2 separate regions of the Homo sapiens genome follow, and region 2 is linked to region 1. Evidence: chromatin loops called from intact Hi-C (ENCODE). Cell type or tissue: Caco-2. All regions are shown on one strand. Links, peaks and the distances in the headings refer to the core of each region. The heading gives the core; the rest is flanking DNA.

The links. Hi-C counts contacts between places; a loop is a spot of excess contacts. Peaks named below come from ENCODE experiments on the same cell type or tissue, not always from the same donor. Only the 100,000 strongest peaks of a DNase experiment are listed, where the experiment ranks them.
Region 2: a loop joins it to region 1, with 8 times the contacts of the local background. A loop is called at or near these places in 1 of 110 quality-filtered maps.

What each region holds. Positions count from the first base shown.
Region 1 is chr2:202,133,892-202,136,801 of GRCh38, forward strand. All of the region lies in intron 12 of KIAA2012, which reads left to right. Among named protein-coding and RNA genes, the nearest start is that of KIAA2012-AS1, 18 kb to the left of the region's middle. In Caco-2, for the core only: no CTCF peak of the experiment used is centred there; DNase peaks (open chromatin) are centred at 1,510 and 1,880.
Region 2 is chr2:201,864,510-201,867,419 of GRCh38, forward strand. The region is part of intron 10 of CDK15 (cyclin dependent kinase 15); the gene reads left to right. Among named protein-coding and RNA genes, the nearest start is that of CDK15, 59 kb to the left of the region's middle. In Caco-2, for the core only: no CTCF peak of the experiment used is centred there; DNase peaks (open chromatin) are centred at 1,542 and 2,352.

The DNA of each region.
Region 1 (2,910 bases), core at 309-2,808:
ATAAAATAAAGTATTTTTAGATATTCTTAAGGAAAGGTCAGAAGGACCAAAATTATCCTTCCTTTTATGGTTAAGTTTATACTGGGGAGAATTTTTTTTTTTTAATAATCTGGAATTTGCATTTGCATTTTCCATTTATGACCAAAAAAACACAAAACCATGAAGTGACTGAGGCTGACTTTCAGGCCTTCTCCCATTGGTTCCTGCTGGGGCCAGCAAGTCCCTGTGCAAAGCTATGAGAAGGCAAAGATGCTTTCTGAGACCTGTTTGGCAATGGATATATCCCCTCCATGGTGATGAAACATTGCAAGTTATGGGGTATGTTCCATGACAGCATGTTAGCCATCAAAGGGTGTGCATGCCTCAGAAATGATATACATAGACAAAGGCCCTGAACGGATTTAAAGAAGCTCCTGCCAGCACCTCCAACAGCTACTGCCCTTGTAACCACTGGATATTTGGCCACTTTGGACCCTACGGGTGTGATATTCTTTCCCAAACCCTGACATGTATCTAGGAAGGAGCCAGGTGGCCCGCCTGGCCTAATAAGGTGACTCTTTGGAGCTGATCTCTATTTTGACACCAGATGGGGCCCAAAAGAGGGTCCCATACCAAGGCAAATATGCATCCTGAAACAATGGGAATAAATATGACTATGTTTCTTTCTTTCTTTCTTTTTTGAGACAGAGTTTCGCTCTTGTTGCCCAGGCTGGAGTGCAATGGCACGATCTTAGCTCACTGCAACCTCCGCCTCCTGGGTTCAAGTGATTCTCTTGCCTCGGCCTCCCAAGTAGCTGGGATTACAGGCGCCCGCTACCACATCTGGCTAATTTTTGTATTTTTAGTAGAGACAGGGTTTCACCATGTTGGCCAGGCTAGTCTCAAACTCCTGACCTCAAGTGATCCGCCCGCCTTGGCCTCCCAAAGTGCTGGGATTACAGGCGTGAGCCACCACGCCCTGCCGACTATGTTTCATTTTTATTGAAAACAACAAACAATGACCTGGGAATTAAACATAGCCAATGCAGATTTAAATAGAAGGAAATGTTAAGGAGCCATATTCCCTGCTAGAATCAGATGCCCTTTCCTGCTTTTCAAGTTTTGAGTGTTTGGTGAAGGAGTCCATGATTTGAAGAAGGCAGAAGAGGCTTGGGATGAGAACCCCATCTAGTAAGGGTCATCTCTAAAACTGCCTGATTATCTGGTGGGAATGCTATCTCCTCACTAAAAGCCTGTGGTTAGATTAATGCTAGCATTTGAAAATCTGCTAAGGCCTGATGGTGGGCAGCCAAGGAAGGAATGTGTTTTCTGTTTATCTCTTTAGTGGCAGAAATGTTCATCACAGAAAGACTGTGAACTCCCAGTTTCAGGCATGCCTGGAAGTTGTGCAGCCTATAGTCTGTATAACCTGTATACACTGTAAAAACTGGAATGTGCACACCAGTTTCTGAATGACAAAAAAGAACCAGGCCTTTGTTTGCAGCCAGTTACCTGGGTTGGTCGATGGGTTAATCAGTTTCTTTGACTTGATAACAGTTTCTTTGACTTGATCTTGCCGCATCGTTCTGAAAGGAGGTTTTACCACCCCCACTGTTCTGTCTACCAGGAATGCAGTTTGAGTTGTGTCTCCTCCTTGACAGCTTGGACCTCAGTAAATTACCAAGGTCTTGACCCAAGAGATGGAGAAGTCCTAAGTGATTTTTCAGTCTCCTATCTAAAAATGTGTTTACATTTCTTGAACTCTGGCTGACTGATTCATTCTCCTGGTGTTGCAAGAACTTTCCTTATGCATTAGAATTCATAAGTTTCATTTCTAAGAGGCCCATGGTTCCTTCCAAGCCACAGTGTAGTGAACCTCATCACAACACAATTCTGCTGGGCTGGATTTGTCCCAAGTGTGGATCATGGCCAAAGCAGCTGTGATGTGGCAAGCTCATTGAAGCTAACGGGAGGCAGTGTGATGTGGAGGGGAAAGTGCAAGACACTAAGTCAGGACATCTGGGTTCTGGGTCCTGGTCTTGTGTTATTTCAAGGTGTGCCCTTGAGCCAATTGAATGAAAATGCTTTCAGGGCCTCAGTTTCCCCCAAGCTGATTCAAATTTAAAAAAAAAAAAAATTTTTTTTGAAACAGAGTCTCACTCTGTTGTGTCCGGAAATGGTGGGTTCTTGGTCTCGCTGACTTCAAGAATGAAGCCGCAGACCTTCGTGGTGAGTGTTACAGTTCTTAAAGGTGGTGTGTCCAGAGTTTATTCCTTCTGGTGGGTTCGTGGTCTCGCTGACTTCAGGAGTGAAGCTGCAGACCTTCATGGTGAGTGTTACAGGTCTTAAAGGCAGCACGTCTGGAGTTGTTCGTTCTTTCCGGTGGGTTCGTGGTCTTACTGGCCTCAAGAGTGAAGCTGCAGACCTTCGCGGTGAGTGTTACAGTTTGTAAAGGTGGCGCATCCGGAGTTGTTCATTCCTCCTGTCTGGCGTTGTTCGTCCTTACAGAGAGCTGATTGGTCCGTTTTGACAGACTGCTGATTGGTGCGTTTACAATCCTTTAGCTAGACACAGATTGCTGATGGGCGCATTTACAATCCTTTAGCTAGACAGAAAAGTTCTCCAAGGCCCCACCCCACCCAGAAGCCCAGTAGGCTTCACCTCTCAATAGCACTCGCTGCGGGACTTTGCGGCACCTAGCCCAGGCACTCCGGCAGCCCAGAGGGAGCTCATCCCCCGATCAAGCCCAGCAGGCGTCGGCCGCGACAGGCCCAGTCCGCGCCCACCCGGAACCCGCGCCGGCCGACGAGCGAGCTGCTGCACGCAGCCCCGGCTCCTGCCTGCGCCTCTCCCTCCACACCTCCCGGCGAGCAGAGGCTCAGGCCTCGACCAGCCCCAGAGAAGGGCCCCACAGCGCAGCGGCGGGCTGAA
Region 2 (2,910 bases), core at 118-2,617, 270 kb before region 1:
GGTTTCACCATGTTGGTCAGGCTGGTCTCTAACTCCTGACCTCAAGTGATCCACCCACCTCGGCCTTCCAAAGTGCTGGGATTACAGGCATAAGCCACCGTGCCTGCCCTAGGGATGGTTTTTAAAGAAAGAGATGTGAGCTTGGCCTCCCAAAGTGCCGGGATTACAGGCATGAGCCACTGTGCCCGGCCACCCCTGCTATTTTATTCAAAGGAAACAGAAGGGGGAAGGAACAGATTTATAGAGAAGGTAATGAGTATAAGGTTTTAACATTTTGAGATTAAGGTATCTGTGGAACCACAAAATGGAGATATCTAAAAAGCAAGTAGAAATATAAACTGTGAGTACAAAAGTCCAGCCTAGAAATACAGAAGTCACATGCTTAAATCGGTATTTAAAGCCTCAGGTGTGAATTTAGTTGCCCAAAGGAGAGAGTGTAGAGAAAGAAGAAAGGACAATGAGGGAACCCTGTGGGGCCAGTACTGCAGGACTGGGTAGAGGGAAGGGAGTCTTTAGAAGCTGAGAAGGAACAGCCAGAGGAGCTAAAGGAGACTAGTAGGTAATCCTAGCAATACCATGGAAATCATATGGCCAGCACTCACTGGAAGAGGGCTGGGTTCCATGCCTGTGTATTCTCAATGCTGAGCTCATTGGCTGCATGTGGTGGCCCTTCAATATTTGTGGAGACTACAAGGAGTTGTCAATGTCAAATGATGCCTCATTAAATACAACACTCACTGAAAAGCATGATCAAGCCATAGGTCAAAAATCATTTGTTGGGGTAGACAGAGTTCAGTCATAGCCCTGCCTCTAAGAGAGGGGAGAGTCCTGACTATGCCCATTCCCTCCACCTTCTCCATCCACCAGGAGCAAGGCCTGGTCTCTCCTTCCTTTACAGAGACCTCAGGAACAGGCTTTAGCGGATGGGATATTTTCTCAGAATCCACAGAAAGTTTTGATTCACAATTAGAAAAGTGATACGCTACAAATATGAGTTGGAGGACCAAGGTTGAACAATGCCAAGGAGCACCCTCAGTGAGGACACTGGCTTTTAGAGCATCCTGATGATGCTCAAAGGGGACTCTAAAGCTCGGGAAGGGCCAGGTGCAGTGGCTCACGCCTTTAATCCCAGCATTTTGGGAGGCCGAGGCGGGTGGATCACCTGAGGTTAGGAGTTCAAGACCAGCCTGGCCAACATGATGAAACCCCATCTCTACTAAAAATACAAAAATTAGCCAGGTGTGGTGGTGTGTGCCTATAGTCCCAGCTACTCAGGAGGCTGAGGCAGGAGAATCTCTTGAACCTGGGAGGCAGAAGTTGAAGTGAGCCAAGATCGTGCCACTGCACTCCAGCCTGGGCGACAGAGCAAGATTCCATCTCAACAAAAAAAAAAAAAAAAAAAAAAAAAAAGCTTGGGAAGCCTTGAGCCAAATACTAGAGAAACTTCCAAGCCAGCTACCTGAGGAAGAGTGAAGCAAACAGTTTTGAGGACATGAGTGAATGTGTGTGTGTGTGTGTGTGTGTGTGTGTGTGTGTGTTTGGGGTGAGGGTGAAGGGCACGTAGGAGAAAAAGAGTTACAGATTTTGGCAGTGCAGTTTTCAAGTTACTGCTTCAGATAGCGAAATAAGGCTAACAACATTATCAACTATTTAAATATACGGTATCTCAAGAATGCATTGTATTCAGGAAATTCCAGAGGTGTAGTTCAGTAGACAGCACTATAAGATAACCTTAGGGTGATTGTGGCAAGACTATAGTAACTAGAAAATGTTTTACCTTGAGCTGAGACTCAGAATGGTGCAGTGATGTTTTACTAAATCAATCAACAAATCTCTGTTGACTAAGGTTACCAGATTTGAATTCCGTTGTGAAATGAGCTTTATTAAATATTTATGAAAAATGGACGGTTTTTACTATGGTAGCAACAGTTCTGCCCTCATTTTGATTTCACTCCACTTAGTTTGGAAATTTAAATGCTCTGCTTTATTACTTTCCTTTTGCAACTTTGCTTTTCCTGCCTCGAATTCCAATTGAACTCAAATGAGAACTCTTTTTAGAGAGAACTGCAGAGGGATGAGAAGGAGAAAAATCAGGTCTAATGATTTACTCTTGTCTTTGGAAGGAGAAGGGAAACAAGCTACCTCCAGACCTATTATTTTTAGAGGCTATTGAAGCCAGAGAAACCAGACTCCTCTTGAAATGGTGCTGTGTGAAATGCCTATCTGTTTGTGGATCATTCTCTCACTGATCACTCACAGCTTACCTACTGGGAAAAATCAATGGGAGAGAGGCAAGGTCATTCAGCCTCAGGTTATCTGCCTGAGTGGGAGGGCAGGCCACAAACAGGCGATGGGCTTTGCTTCTGCTTAATAGCAGCTCCCTGACTGACCCGGACACATCCATTCCTGTCTCAGCTAATGTAGCTACAAAATAGAGGTGGGAGGGGCGTCAGCACAATCCTTCTACCCCAAACATGGACTCAAGTACAAAATGTTGTTATTCCTGGGGTCCTGGGGCAACTATTACAGGTCATCCTTTTCTGGCAGAATTTACGAGAACTGAATTTTCCCTTGTCATGCTTCCTCTCTCACATCCCTGAACAAACATATTAAGTATGTGTCAGACACTGTGTTCTGCAACATGTATATACATTGATTAATTAAATTCTTACAACAACCTCATTTGAGTTGTTACAGATGAGGAAATGAGCCTCAGAGAAGTGTTTGTTGAGTTGCTGGTGAGTGATAGACCCTGCCCTCTTTGCTAGACCAAAGGTCCTCTGCCTTAGCTCCTCGCTGGAAAATTCTGGAGACCATTGAAGACATAATAACAGCCCAGGCATGGTGGCTCATGCCTGTAATCCTAACACTTTGGGAGGCTGGGGCTGGAGGATTGCTGGAAACTGGAGT